2 separate regions of the Homo sapiens genome follow, and region 2 is linked to region 1. A link is a loop called in an ENCODE intact Hi-C map of the cell type or tissue named here. Cell type or tissue: MCF 10A. All regions are shown on one strand. Each heading gives the region's core, and the rest is flanking DNA. Links, peaks and the distances in the headings are about the cores only.

Evidence for each region. A loop is a pair of places that touch in the nucleus more often than their neighbours do. Peaks named below come from ENCODE experiments on the same cell type or tissue, not always from the same donor. Only the 100,000 strongest peaks of a DNase experiment are listed, where the experiment ranks them.
Region 2: a loop joins it to region 1, with 3 times the contacts of the local background. A loop is called at or near these places in 5 of 110 quality-filtered maps.

Annotation. Positions count from the first base shown.
Region 1 is chr18:6,743,082-6,754,153 of GRCh38, reverse strand. The region is part of intron 1 of ARHGAP28 (Rho GTPase activating protein 28); the gene reads right to left. Among named protein-coding and RNA genes, the nearest start is that of ARHGAP28-AS1, 19 kb to the right of the region's middle. RefSeq lists enhancers at 1,041-1,616, 1,617-2,192. In MCF 10A, for the core only: no CTCF peak of the experiment used is centred there; a DNase peak (open chromatin) is centred at 6,283.
Region 2 is chr18:6,619,540-6,630,611 of GRCh38, reverse strand. All of the region lies in intron 2 of LOC107985176 (a long non-coding RNA gene), which reads left to right. Among named protein-coding and RNA genes, the nearest start is that of ARHGAP28, 100 kb to the left of the region's middle. In MCF 10A, for the core only: no CTCF peak of the experiment used is centred there; a DNase peak (open chromatin) is centred at 6,141.

The DNA.
Region 1 (11,072 bases), core at 1,359-9,358:
AGAGTCACATGGCCAAAAATAAATTATATATTCCACTCTACGATAATGTTTTAAACAGTATTCTTCCTACCTGCTACCTTGTTATTTCATGCAAATGGTCATATTTGAGATAAGTAGACTTTAAGAACAAATGAAATAATTGCAGAAATCAATTGTATAATATATTTTAGAGCTATTGATGTAATACTGAAGAAGAAATGTGCTAGTGCAGACCAGAATTTGAGCAAATCCTAGTCACAAAAAGTTAGCATGGCTCTGTGTGTCAGCTTTACAATTAGATTCCTTTAAGAATTTCAGCAACCTCTTCTGTCTCTTATGGGCAGAGGCCATATTTACTAAGACAAAAATTGGTATGCGAGGGGTAAAGTGTTTGAAGATGAAACGCTACTAGAGAATCGGAACATACAGTAGCTACGCCTCTGGAAGACCATCAGAACTCAAACTTTAAAAACAGTGGCAAACATAAAATGCCTCAACCAATTCAATCTAATTTCACCAAATATTATCTTTTCATTTAATTTGGAAAATACCCACTTTATTAAGAATAATCTTTAAACATCAAATTCAAATTTCACACTATGTGAGGTTATATATATTATGTTCTTCAAAGTGTGGTCTGCATTTATAGAATAAACTGAAACTTTCTTGTATGCTACAGAGTAAATCATAAGATTGCATTAACTCTGTGAATCACACACACACAGATAGCAGACAAAGAAGAAAAAATACAGTTGATCTCAATTTGATCTCAAGAAAACACAGTATCTGTTCTTATTGTCACTTTGCATTCGATAAAATAGGAATATCCAAAAAAAATTTAAAGACTAATTTGAAGAAATTTCTTTTTAGACAAGAGCAGTGGCTCTCATCTCAAACTAATTTTCCTACTTTAAGCTTTTGCAATTACAATATTGTCCTGAAAATAAGCAGACATTATTTAATAGTCTCTTTCAACAACTCTTCCCTTAAAAAAATACAAAATAAATCCATTGGTACCATTTCAAACTGGGTCCCTAAATATTACAAATCCCTTTATTCTCTCCCTCCTCGCAAATTACATCTAGTCTAGACCCAGAATCACTCAACTAAGCAACATTTCTGTAAGATACAAAACCCTCTGATTTATTAGGAAAAGCTTGAGGGTCTATTAATACTTCATTAAAACCCCTACGTAGTATTTATAGCAACAACAGAAAAAAAAAAGTATTGCCAATTAGTGGGTAAAAAATGAAAGCAAATAAAATGCTTATGAACATATAAAGCAAAAACATAAACCCATGACTTGGTGCAACGATACTAGCTTAATTTCTTAGAAGCCCAAACTTCTGCATTCCTGAACTGTGACCAGGGGTGGTCAGAGAGTGCTGAGCGGAACAAAAGGCCTCACTGTCACTGGTCCATACTCTTAAGCTGAGAGAAGGAAAAGCCTGCTGTGTCACACAGCACTCCCAGGCAAGAACTGACTTTGAGCCTGAGAAGCTTCCAGAGCCCAATTCACAGCATTCCTTAGACATGGTCTTTCTCATGCAGAGGCTGAGGTGGATTTAGCACTTCGTGGTTTTGCTGAGACTGGAATCTTTGTTATTCTCCATGAGGTTTGCACTGAAGACACAAATGATCTCAAATTTAGACACAAAAAGATTGTGAGAGACCAAGTTAGAGAAAGAGAACCAAGAAAAAGCTTGTAAGAAATTTTAAAGTGAAGCGCTAGACGTTTATTGACTTGTGAGGACAGTGATGCAATCAGAACAGGCAGGAAGGTCTGTTTTGCTTCATTGTTTTGATTTGGGTCTGAGTTCCCAATAATTTATAATAATGCTCACATTCTGTTGAAACAGCTCCAGAAATTGTGTTTATAGAACTCAATAGTGGAAAGAATTCCATTGGTCCTATTCGTGTCTTTTATCTGAGAGTAGCAATGAGGATTAATAAAAAACACGGCTCAGTAGAAACCTTATTAGTCTACCAAGGGTGAATGGGCATTGGCCAATTTGTAAAGGGAGCTAAAATTAAATTCTTAATATAATCTAATGTCAATTAAGTGCATATAATAATGACCACCTTGAAAATTATTTAATAGTTAAAATATAATCAAATTACTCTGTTCTACAAGTGTAGCTTCCTTTACTTTCTAATTAAACATTATTTTATGAATTTGAATTTCCCAGATGCCTGGAATTTTTTTTTTTAAGTTTTGTAAGCAAGGCTTCAAAAACGGAAGGTACTTTGCTATTTCTTATAATAGAAAAATTGGCTTCTTGTCTTAGCAATCACCAATTATGTTTATAACCCTAGGAAATTTCAAGGACAGAAAATCAAGTTAAATCAGAAAAGAAAATTATACAGCAAATGTTATGGCTTACACAATTACAAAGAGACAGCACTATTTTATTTTGTGATCTATGACGCTGCTAGCAGGGAGCAACTGCTGTTGCCAGGGCTGGCAGTTCACTCTAGGGGTGGACACCCCCGTAGAGAACCAGTTTGTATGTGCCCACAAGTGGGACAATATTTTCTTCTTGTTGATGCAATTAGCACAGAGAATTTTGCCTTTCTATACTCCAGCTCCAATAATATCAATTTCCATGTATATTCCTCATGGCCATCATTTTCCAGTCTTTAAAATTATGTTTTCTGATCCCTTCTAAATCATCCTAAGTCACTGAGCCCTAAATTAAGATGCTGCACTTTAACAAGAGACAAATTATTAATACCTCCAAGAAGAGCGATGGCCTCACAATGAGGTCATGGAAACTCCAGTTTCACAGTTGAAAAACAAAAGCATTTCCTTTCTCTTTCACCTCTTGGGATTTTTTTTTTTTCTTTACAAGAGATAAAAATCTGACAAAGGGAAAATATTAGGAGCTGGCTATGTGGAACCTGACGTAGATTAACATTTCTCTGTGTTTCTTTGGTGTATCATTTTCTATGTTTCATTGAAAAATTTAAAAAATTGTCTTCTCTGAAAAATTTTAAGCAGTCAGTTATTTTGTTTTTCAATTAAAAAAAATCATACATTGCCTCCCTCTCTCTATTCCATAAATATTTCTAGGGTACGTTGCTAGGTACTGAGATCAGAAAGATAAACCCTGACTTCTGCTTTCAGGGAGGCTGCAGTCCAGTGCAGGGGTAGGGGTCAGCTACAGAGGAGTAACATCATAATTACCTTTGGAAATAATAAATTTATGGCTCTAACTGGCCCAGGTTTTACTGGTAGCATAAAGGAAATAATCTAGACCCAGATTGGAAGAAAACACGAAAAGGTACTAAGGAAGGCTTTCTAGATAATGTCAAGTGCTATGTTTTAAATATGTCCCTTAAATTTTATGTGATGAAAAGTTAATCCCCAAATTCATGTGTTGGTGATATTTGGAGGTAGAGCCTTAGAAGGGTAATTAGGATTAGGTAAGGTAATCAGGGTGGGCCTCCACGATGGGACTGTGGCTTTATAAGAAGAAGAGAGACCTGAGCTGGCACACTCTTTCCCTCTCACCATGTGATGTCCTCCACCATCTTGTGACACAGCACAAAGGCCCTGGCCATACACAGCACCAAGCACTTGGACTTCCCAGCCTCTAGAATCATGAGCTAAACAAACTTATTTTCTTTATACAGTATCCAGTCTTTGACATTCTTTTATAGAAACAGGAAACAGACTAACACAGTAACATATGACCCAATCTCCAAGGACTATAGTACTTACCAGGTGAAGATTGGGGAAGAGGCTCTTCAGGCAAAGGAAGTAGGATGTATAGAAAGGGAACAGAGTGTGATGGCTAAGAGGCATGAGCTGTATTGTGGAATGTATATTTTACCACAATTTTTAAAAAGCAACAGCAGCAGCATTGGGTTTTAGGCTGACATTACCATACTTCACTTGGGCCGATTAGTTACCCTGTATCTCAGTTTCTAAATCTGTAAAATTAGAAGCAAAAAAACACCTACCTCATAGGAGTAAACCCTAGGGGCTTTAATACATGTAAAGCATTTGGAATAGTGCTTGCTTTATAGGAAGCACTCAGTAGATGTTAGCAATTAATACCACGCACACAGACCCAGAGACACGTGAGAGTAGGCACCCAGTAAGGCATGGGAGTTTAAGTTGCCTTCTCCAAAAGGAAAAGTCCAATAGACAGAAGGAAGGAACCAGAAAAGAAAACTGAGTTGGAGATCATCACAAATGCCATTTTGAAGATACCCCTTTTTCCTTCTTGGAATCCTCACTGAACTTTAAATGTACACTGAGGGTATATTTTTGAAGCTACCTACACTTTACTATTTGAGAATAACCTGTCAGTGAAAATTAATTATGTTCTAATTTTTAATTTTAAAATAGAACACTCATTTTCATTAAAATACTCCTTTTCAAAGGGCAGACTGATTATATTACTACTCTAAATATGTCATCTATACCAAGGCCTGAGAAAGAGTACAATCCTGAATCTATGGATGCTAAGCATTCCCCAAAAATCTGTTTTTGCATACATATAAGCTATCTCTCGCTCTGTGGATAGAGTGATGCTATACTCTAATGCCACATATTATATGGAAGGAATGGTAAGAATACAATGTGAAAAAGCATGATGAGATCTTCCCATTTAAAAAAATGGTATAGAAATGTTAGAACATTGGAGACTTGAGTTGATTAACATCTCACCTTCTTCATTTGAAAAATAAGGTTAGATGTTTTCTATGGGTCCTTGGGGCTCAAATGTCCTATAAACTGATTGCTGGACAGGTTATATGCAATCAAAGCAGACTATAAAACCCTGGGTAAAGGAAAATATCTCTCCAGTCCAGCATTTTGTCAAACAATACTACCAAGGAATATTTGTAGGAGAGAGAGTAATATCTGGCTTTTACATTTCTAACTTTCCTATAAGATATGCTATTAATTTGCTACCTATAATTTTAGCTAGCCTTTCTTGAATTTCTATTTTTAGTATACTATGGCCTACTGAATGGATAACATACAAACAGATCAGATCACTTGTTTGCACTGATTGACTTTTAGCTCAAACATTTTTGTCTAATGTTATGATTTTGACTTTTAGCTCAAACATTTTTGTCTAATGTTGTTATGATTATATTGGTCAGAGATGTGCTAGAAGCTTTATCTCCAACCTTAGAATGAGGATAAGCAAATATGCATAAACATATTGCATGCATAAACATTTACATAAACAAATATGTTTTGCCTCCATCTTGACACACAAGACTAGTGACTGACGGTCTCCTGTGCAGATCACACAGCCACAGGGGAATGCAAGGAAGGCACTAGAAACACAGACCAAACTCCCATTTAGGAAATGGGCCACAAACTGTGGATGTGAGGGTTTAAAAAAGGATTAATTTCCCTTGTTTTCCTATTAGTCAACAATTTGTATAATTTCCAGTAAACATGTGGGAAATACTGAAAGACTTTGGTTTCCTCTCTGTCTTCCTTGAGAAATGACTAGAAGACAGTACCTTCTTGGGCCCTGACCTTGTTAAATGTTGATTGCCAACATTTTTCACTTCTGAAAACAGAAACATCCTATTCATATGGTATTTTCTGGTATGCCCAGAGTCCTCCCAGCCTCTCCTCCATCAGCTTTCTCACATCAGCCAGAAACATCCAAGCCACAGAAGTTGCCCATCATGGCAATGCTGCCCAGAAGTGTCCTGATTCAAGGAGACAACACAGATGGCAGCCTCCAACACAGCAGTCACTCGAGCCAGGCCCTATTTTAGCCATGTGCTATTTTTATACTGAACTTGCCCTATACTTGTTCAAAGCTAATCTCTATGTACCAGAGAAACACTCTTAATACTGTGAGAGCTCTCTCCAGGTATACAATATAGTCATGGTATCTATAAATGTAAAGATACCCTGGATGTAAAAGTTTCCCGGAATAGGTATTGATGCAGTAACTGGTTCGTTGAACCGAATATTTGTTGATTTAGGTTGAATCTTGTTTGGGAATGTGGAGATTTCTATTCTAGGGGTGGTGTCATTCCAGGAAGGCAGAAAATCTCTAACTGGATCTCCTTCACCACTTTCACAGCAAACGGTGCATTCCACAGCACCTGTGGCCATGAGCTTGAATGCAGATGACCAGGTTTGAGATGGCCTCCACAATATGCTCTGTTATTAGTAATATTTTTGCATTCACATAATTACTAAAATGCCTAAGGCAAGCCAGTGTTTCATTAGTGTCGAGTTAAAGCCTTCCCCCTCTGCTTACCCCATGTGCCTTTGGTGCACAACACTGGATACCCAGCTGGATCATCCAACCACAAGCCAAGGTAAACACAGAAAGTGTGAGTCACTGGGGGTAAGAGCTATGTATGTCTCTACTAAATGTGAAGTCCGAATACTGGCACTCTGGCTGAACCACTATGATTCCAGCATATGTTTATGATTAGTAGCTATTAAATCAGCTACTTCCAATGTGTAAAGTAGTTTCTACCAGTTATTTGGGTATTTTTTCTGTGGGGAAGCATGAACTCTTCAAGAGCACTAAAAGAATTTTTTGCTTGAGTCTGATTCTTTCAAAATCAATGCTTTAATATTTAATTCAATATTTTAATTACTTCAATAGACTATATGGCATCTATAGAGTTGAAGACACCCTCCCAAAGTGAGGCACTTTTATTAACTTATTTTAACTGCTTTGGCTGAAACAACTGACATCTCTTTGACAACTGGTCTGTTGAGCCAATCCCATCCCACAAATTAAACCCTGCCAAACATATCTACAAAAACTATCACTACTTCCCTTGCCAATCTCTAAATACATCCAACCTGAATTATTGACTGAATTATTGACTCCCTCTCCCTACCGTCTACCTTCATCTATAGACCAATATACACACATCACACCATATCCACATGTCCAACTCAAGTATCATGTCCTCCATGAAGCAAACCCTGTTTCCTCTTTAGAGGATACAGTACTAAACAAGAAATGGTTCCCAGTTCTCCTGGGCTCCAATATAAGCTCCTCAAGCACAGGAACTCTGTCTTGATTAGCTTTGCTCTTTCATGGTGGCTTCAAGAGAAGATATTTGATTAATGTTTGCTAAAAAAAAAAAAAAAAGAAAATAAATGGATGAATGAACTGAATATCAGAGAATCTAGAGGTCTCTATTTTCTCAGTTAAAATTATTTATTATTCATTCATCATACATATATAATTTTAAAACAGACTTAGACAAAGTGTTCAATATACAGTGCTGTTTTTTGTTTCATTAATCAATCTACTTGCCAAATGTATAACTCTCATCCTTTCTTGGCTGACCCCTGGTTAAGTTTTCAGAACACTACCACATGAATTCCTATATCCGTTTCTCTCTCTTTCTCTTTCTCTTTTATTCCTTTAAAACACATGAGCTAAGACAGTTTCTCCAAATGTCAACATGACACTATATTTGAAGTAATGTGACTCATATCCATCAGAATCTGTTAAAGACTGAATTGTCTGGACTCTTCACTGATTCCTTGTGACCTTGAAAAGTTACTACTCTGAGACTCAGTGTTTTCACTTAAAAATGAGAGATTGTAACAGGTGCAACCCCAGGTTCCTTTCAGCTTTCTGTATTCTGGAAAACTAATTCTCTGTATTTTGCTAGGATAGGCTTGCTACACAAGCCTCATGAGTAGGCGGAGTAGAAAGCTGTCTAAAACAGGAGTCAGATACTATTATGGCCCACAGGCCAAATCCAGGCTACTACCTGTTTCTCTAAATAAAGTTTTATCAGAACACAATCAACCCTATTGGTTCATGTAATGTTTATGGTTGCTTTCTCGATAACAACAGTAGAGTTCCCACAGAGAAAATACAACCAGCAAAGCCTAAAATATTGACCCTTCGCAGAAAAACTGTGCCAACCCCTGGTCTAAATTATGTGCACTGAGGTGTGTGACTTCCTGCCTAAAGAACATTCCGTTCTCTGAATGAGACCTGGAGTCTCACTATTAGAGGTTTAAAGAAATGTATATATGCTTTGGGAAGGTAAAACACCTTAAATGCTGAGAAGACTGTTCCTTGGTAGAACAAAATGATCCCTTCGTGGATCACTACAGGGAAAATAGAAGGGCTCCAGGAAGCCAAAGTAAATTGATCAGGCGCAAAAATAAACTTGCTTACATCCCAATCTTGGCTGGGTCTACAATGGAGAAATGAGTCTCCAGATGCAGTGTCCTGGGAGTAGAATCTTGAGTTCGGTTTTCTCACAGTGTGATAGGTTTTACTCTAAACCTGCTTCCTTGCCCAGCCCCTCTTAACCCAACAGCCAACAGCTGCCAGACAGCTGGATGACAATTGGGTACAATAATAGGATAAAACCACTAAATGGTCTGTACACATTATTGGCACTTTCAGGCTTCTATGAAATGATGTGTGTGAACCTCAGAAACCATTATGATGAGCGAAGGAGCCAGACACAAATCATACATGCTGTGATGGCTTCCACGAACAGGCAATGCTAATCTGTGGTGACAGAAGTCAGAAACGGGTTGCCTGGAAGGAGTAATTGAAGGAACAAAGTGCATGAAGAAAATGTCTGGGGCGAGGGAGATGTTATATATCTTGTTTTGGATGGTAGTTACATGGGTCAAAAATCATGGAACTGAATATTTAACAGTGCACTTTACTGTAGAGGAAGTATACCTCGATTTTTAAACTGACATCACTAAATAAAGCATTTATTTTTATTTGTTTGTGGGTATGGCTTCAGAAATCCTGGAGGTCTTTAGATTCATGACCATTATATAATTTTCCCTCCATGGTAATGGATAAGAAGATGAAGTGAAGATAGAAAGGTGAAGAAGAGAGAAAAAAAGGTGAAGAAATGTTCCTTGGTGGAAGGAAATTCCTGTCAAGCCTCTAAGCCCATTTTCTTCCCAGGCACATTCTTGCAATATGTCATCAGATATCAGTTTTAGGGCCTAGCATGTCAGAGGACACTCAAAAGCAGAAAATGAGGAAAAAAAGTGAAATAGATTTTTCCTCTTAAAATGTATGTGTGTGTGTTTTATTGAATTATTAAAAACACAAGGAAAATATTCAACAATATGCTCCCATGTTTCTTGGAACTCTCCACTTTAATTTAAATTCTATTAAATTTTTCTAATTTTGTGCCAAAAAGAGTATAAAGTATTTTAATTAAATGAAATATAAACATAGTTAAATTAAATATAATTAAATTAAGTATAAATGAAATTATTAAATCTAGCACATAAAATATTAATAAAATTTATCTTTCAAAAAAGAAGTTTTTCGTGAATACTCTCTTTAACTTTGAAAAACATAAATAAAATAAAGTGCCATAGCATTCTTAAACACTACCTAAAATTCCTATTAATTAAGTTGCCAATTCACAATCATCTGAAAAACAAAAATCAGTTCAGCTTATTGGACAGGCTACATTTTTCAAAGAAAACCTTAAACACAAGCATCTTACTAATATATTATCTGGACTTAGGTAGCTTAGTTGAAATAAACCAAGCTCCACTTTGAGTAATTGAATGAACTAAAATTAGGTAACAATTTCATGCTACTGTACAGACAGCAAAAGTACCTGAGAGATCAATTAAATAAGTACAGTTCAATGAGAGGGGAGAAAGGTGTTATCATAAAATTAGCACAGGTCTAAAAATGTGTTTTAGTTAAAAATCTAGGATTATCTCATTACCCTCACTTCCAACTTAATAATAGGGAAAAATAGAATCTAAGCATGAGAAAAGACCCTTGAGGTCAACTAATGGAGCCCCTCATAATCCAGATGAAGAAATTGGGTATGTCACTGAGTACAGTCTGACCCTAATCATTTTACTCAAAGTGCACATTAAATGGTCTCTACTCTCCCACCCTCATCTCATATTTCAGGGTATCAGCAATACCAGCATCTGTGGTTACATGCTGCAACGCCTCTTCCTTACGCTGGTTCTTTGGCCAAAAACACTCTTCCAACTCTTAAAATCCCCCCTACTAACTCATGCTCACTCTTTAGATTTAATTGAGCTATCGACTCCTCCAAGAAGTTTTTGTTAACCCTTCTCTCACCAACCCGAGCCCTAAACGTTAGTTACATCTTCTCTGCTTTCCCAGAGTATCTTATGCTTTTTTTTTCAATCATTCATTCATTGAACCATTCACATACTGAGTGTCAATTCTGGGCCAGTAGGCTAAAATGCTAAGGATACAGAGATAAGAGACAGTTTCTGTCCTCAAGGAGTGGAACTCTGGATGCAGCTGAAATTAATCATGAATACATTTCTCACTTAAGGACCAGCTATTAACCATTTTTGTAGCCCCAGCATCCAATATCACATATGGCATAGAGAGGTTCAATAAACATTTGTTCAATTTCACTTTTTATTTCAAGAGTCAGAGCTTAAATTCTTCTTGTTTTAATGAGTGAAATGACTCAAGTAAAATTTAATCTTTTAAAACACTGGGGGATATATTTACTTTCTATTAATTATCTATCCATGCTGCACTCAGTTTTATGTATGAAGCTATGATTATTTACAATTGTTGCCAGTTTGATTTTTTATTATTCTTATTTCTATGCATGTTATCAATAGTATATACTATCCTATGAATAAAGGTTAATTTAGTGTATTTTCTCTCTCAGGGAAGACTTTGTAAAGGAAGGGATGCTCAGATTTTGGAAGACTTCCCTGGTAGTTTCCAACAAAGGAGAAATCACATTTCCACATTTCAGCCTCCACAGTTAACCATTTGTTAAGACTCTTCTAAGTGCCAGGCCGTCTGATGAGGGAGAGGGGAAGGTAGTTAAGGATCCAGTAATGAAGAAAATAGACAATATTCTTGTTCTAGAAATGCTTCCATATTATTTTGAGGCTAAGAATAAAGCTTTATCCTATAAGCAAAAACGTATTATCAAAGGATTTTAAGTAAGAAAAGAAATGGGTTTTTAAGTTCTGCATTTTAAAAATGCTAGATTTCTTTCTCGACTTTGATCAGAATTTTAGTTCTTTTGGGTACATTTTTTAATGCTCCCCTCGTCGGTCTCCCTCTTCTCTCTCTTCCTTCTCACTAGCTAAGCTTTTAGAAGGAATC
Region 2 (11,072 bases), core at 2,156-10,155, 120 kb after region 1:
ACATGCATAATATTTTTAAACTTCTACATGGCAAAAGGAAGATACAAATTGTAAAAATGTGCAATATATATCTCAAAGAGCTGAAAAATCAGTAAGAAAAAAACCAACAACACAATAGAAAAAGAGGCAAAAGTTATGAGCAAAAAGTTTGCAGGAAAAAATGCAAATAGCATTTAGACACACCAGAAGATTCTCAACCTCACTCATCATGAAATAAATTCAAATTAAAATTGTATCGTGGCTTGTATTTTTTAAAGACTCATTTTAAAGCTCATTTTTAACTGAAACAAATACATTTAAAATAATAATTTATAAATTTCAAAAATAAATAAAAATGTCCCTCCAAAATATAAATATGTACTTAGACATATGTTATTACTCTAATATAAAGTCATATCAGGTGAAGTTAACATTGTAAAGTGTTATTTAAGACATTAAATAACATTAAAATTAGAAGCATGTAATTAATCTTGAAAGCATTTTAATGCAAATATATTATTGAATCTTTTAATGTACGATCTTAAGAAAGAAAGTGAATCACAGCACCACTGTTGAGTCATTGAGTGGTATATTGAGCAAATGTGTTCAGCTGCTGAAAAAGCTCTTTCTAACCTCATACCAATCTTGGGATGGTGAGCAAACAGCATTCCAGATATCTTCTATGAACACCATCATCTTCAAACACCTCTATCTTGTTAATATACAGGAGACATTTTTCAACAACTTTTTTTTTTGGTAGCAGAGACTGCTATATTTTCATGAGTAGGAAACTGCAGTCCATCTCTGATTCATCTTTGATTTATTTAATTCCATCAACTAGGGGTGGAATTTCCAATATATTATCAGCCGCAGCATTTTCAACATTGCCTCATTGGTGATTCAATTCTTTGGAAGTCTCTGAACTAGAGTGAGGCTTACGCTTGCAATAGAAGCTTTGTAACGTCGTATCAGACAATTTTCTGGGGCTCATGAGGCCTCAGTCCTATCTCAACTTGCACAGCATATACTCTTTTTTTGAGGGGGGATATAAATTCATATAATTATGTGATTCTGAATTTAGAATGATTCACAAAAATAATGGTTTTTTTGTCATCCCATACCATATTTTACTACTTTAAAAGCACAATATGCTGGAAAATGGGATTAGAAAAACCTAGCATTATAACTTCTTTCATTTTCATATTCTGTAAATTGGCAGTAATAACTCATAGCTTTTGTGGGAGGATTACAGAGAGGATGAAAATAAAATATCTGGTGCACAGAAGGTACTCAATTCATCTTAGTTTGGTTTGTTTTTCTGTTTTTTAAATAAAGATACCAGTACTTCTATAGGACAAATTTGAGGTGGTACAAAAGAAAGGTGGAATTTTAGTCATGCTGGATGTGTACTTCGATCAGCAGTGTTCCCTGCTGAAAACAACACTGTTTTAACAGGGTCTTGTCAGCTCTGTTGAGACTTTCTTCAGTGATGTGTAATATCAATAGAATTGCCCCAGCTGGGCTCAGTGGCTCATCCCTGTAGTCCCAGCTACTTGGGAAGCTAAGGTGGGAGGATCACTTGAGCCCAGGAGTTCGAGTCCAGCCTGAACAACATAGTGAGACCCCATTTCTAAAAAAATAAAAAATAAAGTAAAAGTGTCCCAATAGCAAAGAAAAGGGAGGCAGTTTAAGTCAGAATTCAGTGGTGTTAAAGCTAGGAGTCAAGTTCTCATCATGGTTTTGTATAATTAGAGTGATTTTGGTTGCAGGGATCATCTTACTAAAATGGTATTAATCATGACACTTGCCAAATCTCATTCTCTCTCTGTCTCTGTCTCTCTTTGCCTCTCTGTCTCTCTCTCCCTCTGTCTTCCTCTCTCTCTCTCTCTCTCTCTCACACACACACACACACACACACACATGCTCTAGTGTAAAGACAATTGGTAAATTCATGGAAAGATTTTAAGAAAAGTTAACGTATGAGCATAGTTCTTAATATCATATTTATCAGGAATTATTTCCAAAGATTAAAGAAAAGACAATTTACCATCAACTCGGCCTGATTCAGGACAGACTTTTCAAGCATTTGGAATCAAATTTGAATTTAAGACCAAGGTAGTTTCAAAAACTTGGCTGTCTTGAGTTATCATAGCTACAAGCATGTTCTCACACTGAGACCCTCAACCCCCATCTTACAGTCTATCACAGCTCAAGTAAACAGCACTCCCCACGGCTCACCATATAACTCCCACAGTGTGCTGGTTAGGAAAGAACACCCAAGGCCTGGCAGAATGACAGCAAACACTTCTCCTGTTTTCCCCAACACTCCAGGGATGAATAGCTGCTCTCAAGGTCAGATCTCATTAATAATTACATATTTTAAAAAATTTAAGCAGTTTTTTTCTGCATGACCTTTAATAAAATGGCACATAAGTGATAAAAGCAGGGCATCCTAATAACTCAGAGAGCCACAGGAAACAGCCCAGAACCTGCAAAGGACCCAGCTCATCATGGTCAGTTGACATAATGTTCTGAGTAGAGGAATGTCTTGTTTCAAACAGTCAAACAGTGGCAGATGGAGTTCAGAATAGATGCTATGAAAAATACCCCTAGTCGCAGAGGAGTCCTAAGGAAATTTCAGATCACTTGCCCTGCCACATCTCCATCTATTTTTGTCCGGCTGCACTTGTGGTAACTATGCCACTGGAAACCCCCCGTGTCCTCAGCTATATCTGCCATGCTCCTCTGCTGGCAGCTGGAAGCTTCTGGAAGGAATGTGCCGAGGTCCATTGGAATATCTGCTGACATTATGTTTCTTGTTACTGGAGTCCCAACTCTCAAATCAATGAGTCAGGGTGAAAAATCTTAGGGCAACATACTTCTAAATTGTCATATGAGTATTTGACCTCAAATGCTTCACAAGGGAATCTGTAGGAATTGGAGGGGTTACTAGCTGATATATTCCCACAGAAATGAGTACTTGAATGTTTTGACAAGAGGGGATCTGTAAATGCCTTCTACTTTATTGCAAATTTGTTTTCCCTTTTTTTCTTTTGTTTTTATTTCTTTTTTGTTTGTTTTTTGGCTGGTTGAAGACTGCTTGTCTCTTTTCTGGGGACTCAGGGTACGATCATAATGGGTATGATTTTTATTTTTTAAATATAAAATTATAATATCGAATTTGCTTTACATTGAATATCTTTTTTCTTTTCTACCATTGGATACATCAATGTATAATTTTATATAATTTTCATATACATTTCAGACAATGTAGCTCAAGAGATATGTGGGAGATGATACTGATGTTTTTACATTTGTCCAAAGAAAGATTGAATGAGAAACTTTGATGTGGTCCATATCCTCATTTTATTGGCGGCTCAAAGCGCATGTTACTTGAGAGGTAGAGGCGCCCATGGTAAAGAACAATGACCCAGGGAGAAGCTATCTGGAGTTTGACACCGTGACGATGGTACCTGCCTCCGAGTTGTTTGAGAGTGGCAACTGAGAAAGCATTTGGGAAAACACACGGTTTTTTGCTGGGGTCTAATAGCCGTGAAAACTCAATATACGTGCTTCCATTTACTATTCAACACCACACAAGGAAATATAGGTGAGTGAGAATTGAAACCCGTATCTACACAGAAGACCTGGGAGATGACCTGAATGTTTGCAGAGTCTGAAACATAAACTAGAAATGTTCTCTTGAAGACAACTCAAGTTCTTGTGTTTTGTCACCCTTGGCTTTTTACTCTGTAAACAGAAAAATACTCAGTTATTTGAACTTTCTTGTTACTGAGACTCTAGATAATTAAAGTTTCATATATCCGTCTGGAAAGATAGACATCAGGTACCTTGTTACATGGTGCTTTTCTTGATGGCTATGTGTTTAGTAACATCAAAAGCATGTTTACTAAGCAGGGAAAGGAGAGGCTGGATTGATGTTGGAGTCAGACATCGCTCTCCAATCTCCTCAGAAGGGTGCGGTGGTTTAAGTGTGGCTCAGAGAGTCACTGGAATTTGGAAACTCCCGAATTAAAGTAATAAGCATGTTGGGATTCAAATTTAGGCCGAAGAGAGAGGTTTGTCTGAGAAAACTCAACACCCTATGATATCTACAATTCTGCTCTTTGATATCATTTCATTTTGCAGTTTCATAAGGAGTCTGTGAAAATTCAGTCTCAAGTCAAATAAAAAGATTTTAAAAACAAGACTATATCTTGAAACTGTTTGCAAGTGTTACCAGAACTGGTGGTTCTGAATACTGGAGTTGAATTTCTCGCAGAGTTTCTATTGTTAATTTCCACTGTTAGTTTTACAATTTTGTTCTAGAGGCCTGTTCTGGCCCAAACCTGACCAACAGGTTCCCAATTATGTGTAAATTGAAAACGTGAAGGAGAAACAGCCGGCCATGATTTAGTACACATTTTCATGCTAAAACCAAACCAAACCAAACCAAAACAATGCTAGAGATTGCAGAAACAGAGTGTCTGTCTAGGAACACTGGGATACTTGTGTTTAAATGCAGGCAAGCAGACATGTCACACATGATTCCCATCCACCATCTCCATCCAGAGAGCCCGTGGTGAAGATCATCCCATAAATCAGAGATGGAGGATTTCGAGGCTGATGAGTTTCTCAGAGCCCTTTTGCTGATTTAGATATGGGTTCTGTCTCTCTCCAGTTAAACACTTTCTATTCTCCATTTCAGGATTTGGGGAGATTAGGATTTGGGTGTCTTACCAGGTTCAATACTGTGTACATGCTACTGCTGCTGCTGGTCACTCTACATTTAAGCCTTCTCATAATTCCTTTGATTAGAATTCAGACAGCTTTTTGTGGCCATAAAAAAGAACTGAAGTCATATCCTCTGCAGAAACATGGATGGAGTTGGAGAACATCAGCCTAAGTGCACTAACTCAGTCAGAAACAGAAAACCAAATACCACGTGTTCTCACTGGAAAGTGGGAGCTAAATAACCGGTACACATGGACATAAAGATGGAAATAACAGACACTGGGACTCCAAAGGGAGGAAGTTGGGTGGGAGGGCGAAGGCTGATAAATTACCTCTTGGATACAATATTCATTATTTGAGTAACAGATATTATAACAAGCCTAATCCCCACCAATGCAATACACTCATGTGACAGACATGCACATATGCCCCCTGAATCTAAAAAAAATAATTTTTTTAATATCTAAAAAATATTCATATAGCTTTTGATTTAAAATAAACAAATATTTTCTGATCAAATTACTTTTCTTCATTTTTATTTGTTTGCTGTCTCCTGCTTTGTTGAGCCCAAAAGAAATGAGTTTGCACTGTTTATTTTTTATTACAGCCTCTGCCCCATTTATGCAAACTGGCCCTCCTCGGCCTGTTCTTTTTTTCTAATTTTTCTCTAAGAAAAATGAAGCACATCGTGCCAAGAAAAATATTTCCTTTACTGAACATCTTCCAAGAATCTGAGTTTTTGCTTCTAGTTTCTAAATTATACTTCAGAATCTCAGGAAGCCTCCACATTCTATCTCAACCTTCCATTTGGAAACCTTAGTGCCTTTATCTTTGCTGGAGCAGCAGTTTCCAAATGTCAAGTACAGTTTATTTCATTTTAAGTAAAGGATTTCAACTTAATATCTTTTTTCAAATCTTTATATCTCTTGGCCAAAACTATAGCTCTCCCTTTAATGATTCTTAGATGTGAGTAAGCCTTTTCCCAGGCTTATCATGTAATTACTGACCCCAAAGAACTCTTCCCTGCTCTGCCTTCCCCCACCTCTTTATTCGTCAGAGCTGAAATATCATAGTGGCTAGAATTCCATTCGGTTGATAACATTTGCTCCTAGTGGGTGTTTACCACATGATGATCAAATATTATTGCCAATAGAACTCGATGACTTTGAAAAGGTTTGCAAATCTAGCTGCAGTATTTGAAATTCAAAAAGAGACACATTCATGGATCCTTTTAGAAGGACATAACCTTCTCCTTCTCCAGCACGTTTTCTGTGTGTTTGGCTAGCATGGCAAGAGCTCCCACAGAAAAGGGAGAGATGAAGGAGAGAAGATGGAAAACCCTAAAAAAAAAAAAAAAAAAGACAGAGGCCTAATGGGCAAATATCCAAGAAATGAGGCAACTGTTGGAAAAAGGCAGTCGAACTTTGAGGATTAATCATTCCTTGTCCTCATTTACATATTGCTCATTCTTTGCTTTGAGCCCCTAGCAGGCTAATGTAGACGAAATGAGATACCTTCCTCAGCACTTCTGTCCTGGTGACATTCCTATGATCTTCTCGTGGAGCAGGGACACTGCTCCTCCCCTGTGTTGTCACTGTGGGCACAGCCACTTCAGGACCTACGCCTTTATACCTGATGCTATTGCAGATGGCACATCTAAAGAATGTTGCTTTAAATTTACCCCCTTCAAAATAAGTCTCCACTGGCCGGGCACGGTGGCTCACACCCGTAATCCCAGCACTTTGGGAGGCCGAGGCGGATGGATCACCTGAGGTCAGGAGTTCGAGAGCAGCCTGACTAACGTGGAGAAACCCCATCTCTACTAAAAATACAAAAAAATTAGCTGGGCTTGGTGGCACATGCTTGTAGTCCCAGCTACTCGGGAGGCTGAGGCAGGAGAATCGTTTTGAACCTGGGAGGTGGAGGTTGTGGTGAGCTGAGATCATGCCATTGCACTCCAGCCTGGGCAACAATAGCGAAACTGTCTCAAATAATAATAATAATAATAATAATAATAATAATAATAATAATGTCTCCACTTTCCAATGGATTGTTAGAACATAGATGGAAGGATAGGATCCTCTGTGCTTAACATTCCTGAGGCTGAGCTGTCTGCCTATTGTCCTGTTTTGGTTTCTGTAGTGTGTGCTTCTCAAATTTGGTTACATGACCTCTGGGATATGAAGCAGTCCACAGGATAAATGGCATCAATTTTCCTCAAAAATGTGGGAGGGTGGGGGAGAAATTAAAGCAATATAACTTGTAACTTAAAATGTTTCTGTAATAAAAAGCACAATGGTTATATATTCAGGTGGAATGCAGAATTCCCACTTTCTGTAATAGAACACAGGCTGCAAGGATGATAATAATGTTCAGGAGGTTTGCTTAGAGATGCTTTTCTGATGACTTCGGCAAAAATATTTCAGTGACACTGACTTAAATCAGCATGGCTAAATGCACGTCTTTAGTTATACTTATTTATTAATGGGTGGCAGGTTAAATAACTCTTTTAAAAAAAAGTTGTGATCACAAAGGAGGGAAAAGAGTTTGATGCTGGAGGAGCTGATGTTTCTAGAGGCTGATGGGTGATAGAGATCCACTGAGAACTGTGGGGAGAGAAGAGTTGTTCAAAGAATAGAACCTTGAGAGTAATTTTCATTAAAAGAAAAAATCTACGCCCTCAAATCCCAGGAGCTGTTCCAGTGAAATGAGATCTTACTCCTTTTCATGTACAGTTTCTGGTGGTCTCTGCTCTGCTGTATTTTTATCATTATTTTACTTAATTGGATGTGTTAAAACATTTTCTAATACTTTTTGGCTAAATGTACAATTGCAAATGGTTTACTGAGTTCCTTTGTGATCTCAGGGCCAATTTATTTTCTCTTCATGGAACACAGTGTTGAAATTAAATGTCAATTGAAAGTACGATCCAATTTACAAAGATTTATACTAGATTTCCGCAGAAATTTTATTTGCATTAAGCAAGGTGGCCAAGAGGTGCCTGGGCTTTCCTCTGTGGCTGCTCCCGCCCTCCCACACGGAGGTGCAGGGCTGCACAGGGGACAAAGGATGACAGGACACTCTGCCCCTCTGTGTCTCAAAGTTCTCTTAGGTGGTGTGATTTGAGAGGTACCAGGATTTAGGGGGCAGCCTGTGACCCTAGTTCCTCTCCTGCTGATGCTTCATTCATTCCTTGAAGCTTCAATCAATCCTCTTAAAAAGAAAAGGAAACAAAAAAATTTATTAACATAAATATGTGGAATATATGTGGACTTTGGTGTTATTGACAAATATGGTTTGTATTTCTGATACACCACTTGTAGCAAAGACTTTGTACAAATTGCCTAATCACTTTGGATGAAAATAAAGACTCAGGCTGAGACAGGACTGAATGGTGGTTCTCACCATGCTCCTGGTAAAGGCTGTGTCGTTCTCTAGATATGAAAATAGAGAAGTTTATCAGGCTCTCTTTTTTTCCTGCCATTATAGAGTCACATACTGTTCAGTGGAAGAGGAGGATGAGTAGGAGGAAAGGAACTGGCTCAAAGGCTACGGAAGGATTCAGAAAAGACTTGCAGAGACTAATATCTCAAGGGTGAAGCTTGAGCTGAAGTTTCCATTAAAAGCTTCCATTGAGCAATGACCATGCCAATACTTCATATAGTAGTTTATTGATTCCTCACAGGAACACGATGCAGTAGATATTGTCATGATCATCCCAGCTTTCCAGATGGAGAAATGGAGGCTTCACGAGTTGAATTGGCATGTCTAAAGTCAGCCTGCTCATAAATGGTGAAGCTGTGAATTCAAATCAGACAAGCAGGTGTCCGAGCTTCTGGCTGCCCTGCTGCCACGCTGAATAACGACTGGCCACCCCAAAGTGCCTTCAGTCCCTCTGCAACTGGTTGGCCCAGCAATGGCAGGTGGCCATTTTTGTCTATGTCCAGTGACACCCATGAACTGACCTACTGATGTCCAAAGACAGGAAGACAGAGGAGGAGATGGAAGGATGGGGAGGGCAGAAGGCATGACATGGATGAGGCAAGAATAGCTGGAGTGAGAGACCACAGAGATCTTGGGACCAGCTGGGGCCCTGTTCAGTGTAAGGATCAAGTAGAGTCATAGAGTCACGGGACCCAGCCACGGGAAGGAGCAGGCTGAGGTTCACATTGGCACCTTGGCCCTGATTTGGTCAGAGTTCCTGCAGGCCTGAAATAGAGGGGGAAAGGAAGCCTCCATCTGTCAGAAGCGCTTCCACAGTGGAACTGTAAGCAGCCTCAGGTTTCCTCCTGGCTTCTCTAGTGTTTTCTTAGCACAGACTGCCAATTTTAGCTGTTAAGGAAAATGTATTTTTTTTAATGGAAGGACTTAGATTCTTATTCTTTCTAAAGGTTTTTGTTCATCTTTTGTGATATTCTTGAACATGCTTAGCCTTTTATTTTATACAAAACTCACCCTCTCGCATACATGGAACGTTAAAGTTGTTATAACAGATTATAGATGGGTGTTTTGTTTGTTCTAATGTGAAGTAAGAAATGCATTGGGATGGTGCATTATTTTATTATGATGTAGCTACGTCACATAACAATAAATGTTGGAAAATAAGGGAAATATTAATAACTTCAAGTTACTAATATAAAGACTGTTATAATTTTGGTCTTTTCCTTCCAGTCTATTTTTTTCATATACATGTCATCATAGTATTTGCATAATTTTACACTTCTCCTTTTTTCACTTATTATGTTGAAAGTATGGTTCCATTTGGATACATAGTCCTCATGTTATCATTTAAAAATACGTAATATAGCATTAAGTAGCTACAGCTTTTTCTTAACTATTCTATTATTGGAAATTAAGTGGTGAGGCAAATTTTGATTAATAATATTTGTGGCATTAAAAAAAGACATTGTGACTTTAAGGTAGAAAGCAAAAAATTCTTTGTTAGCTACACTAGACAGCTGATACAGAAATGCTTGTGAAAATAAAACCATGGAATCCTTCTATGGTAACTACTGTTTTTCTTTCATAAGTTACTAGAAATTACAAACAGCTTGTATTTATTGATCACCTACTATGTGTTTGGCAGTAGTTTAAGTGCTTTACAATATTAGCTAATTCATTTTATCCCCACCCTATTTAAGGAAGGCCCTATTTACAGCCTTATATCGATACACATAGATAACACCTCTGAGACACAGAAGGCTGAGTTATTTGCCCAAGTCTATTCAGCTAATAGATGACAGAGTAGGGAACCAAACTTATGCTGCCTGGCTCCACAGTTTATGTTCTTACCACTGTGTTTTTCTTTTATTCTATATTATTTTTCAATTAACAAGTAAAAATTATATATATATATTTATGGAGTACAACATGACATTTTGGTAGATGTACACATTGTGGAAGGGTTAACTCAAGCCATTGGATATAAGCATTACCTCAGAAACTTACCATTTTTTTTTTTTTGCAGTAAGAAAACTTAATGTCTTCTCTTCAGAAATTTTCAAGGTAACATTACATAATGTGTTCTTATTTTTTGCAGTCAAATGAGGTGCAATAGATCTCTTGAACTTATTCCTCCTGCCTACCTGAAATTTTGTGTCGTTAGATCAACATCTCCCAACCTCCCCACCCCAAACCTCTGGTAACCACCATTTTGTCCTCTCTTCCTATGAGATTGACTTTTTTATACTCCATATATAAGTTGGGTTATGTGGTATTTGTCTTTTTGTGCCTGGCTTATTTTACTTAATATGATATCCTCCAGGTTTATCCATGTTGTCACAAATGACAAAATTTCTTTCTTTTTGATGGTTGAATAGTATTCCATTGTGTATGTACAGCACATTTTCTTTATCCATTTGTCCACTGATGGGCACTTAAGTTAATTCCATATCCGGGCTATTGTAAATAGTGCTGCGATGAATGTGGGAGTGCAGGCATCTCTTTGATATACTGATTTCCTTTCCTTTGGATAAATACCCAAGCAGGTGGATTGCTGGATAGTATGGTAATTCTATTTTTACTTTTTTGAGGAACTTCCATGCAGTTTTCCATAATGCTCTACTAATTTACGTTTTCACCAACAGTGTACAAGTTTCCTTTTCCTCCACATTCTCTCCAACATTTGTCACCTTCCATCTATTTGATAACAGCCATTCTGACAGATGTGAGGTAACATCTCATTGCGGTTTTTGTTGTTGTCATTGTTGTTGTTTCTTTCTTTTTTTTTTTGAGATGGAGTCTCGCTCTGTTGCCAGGCTGGAGTACAGTGGCACGATCTCGGCTCACTGCAACCTCTGCTTCCCAGGTTCAAGCGATTCCCCTGCCTCAGCCTTTTGAGTAGCTGAGACTACAGGCGT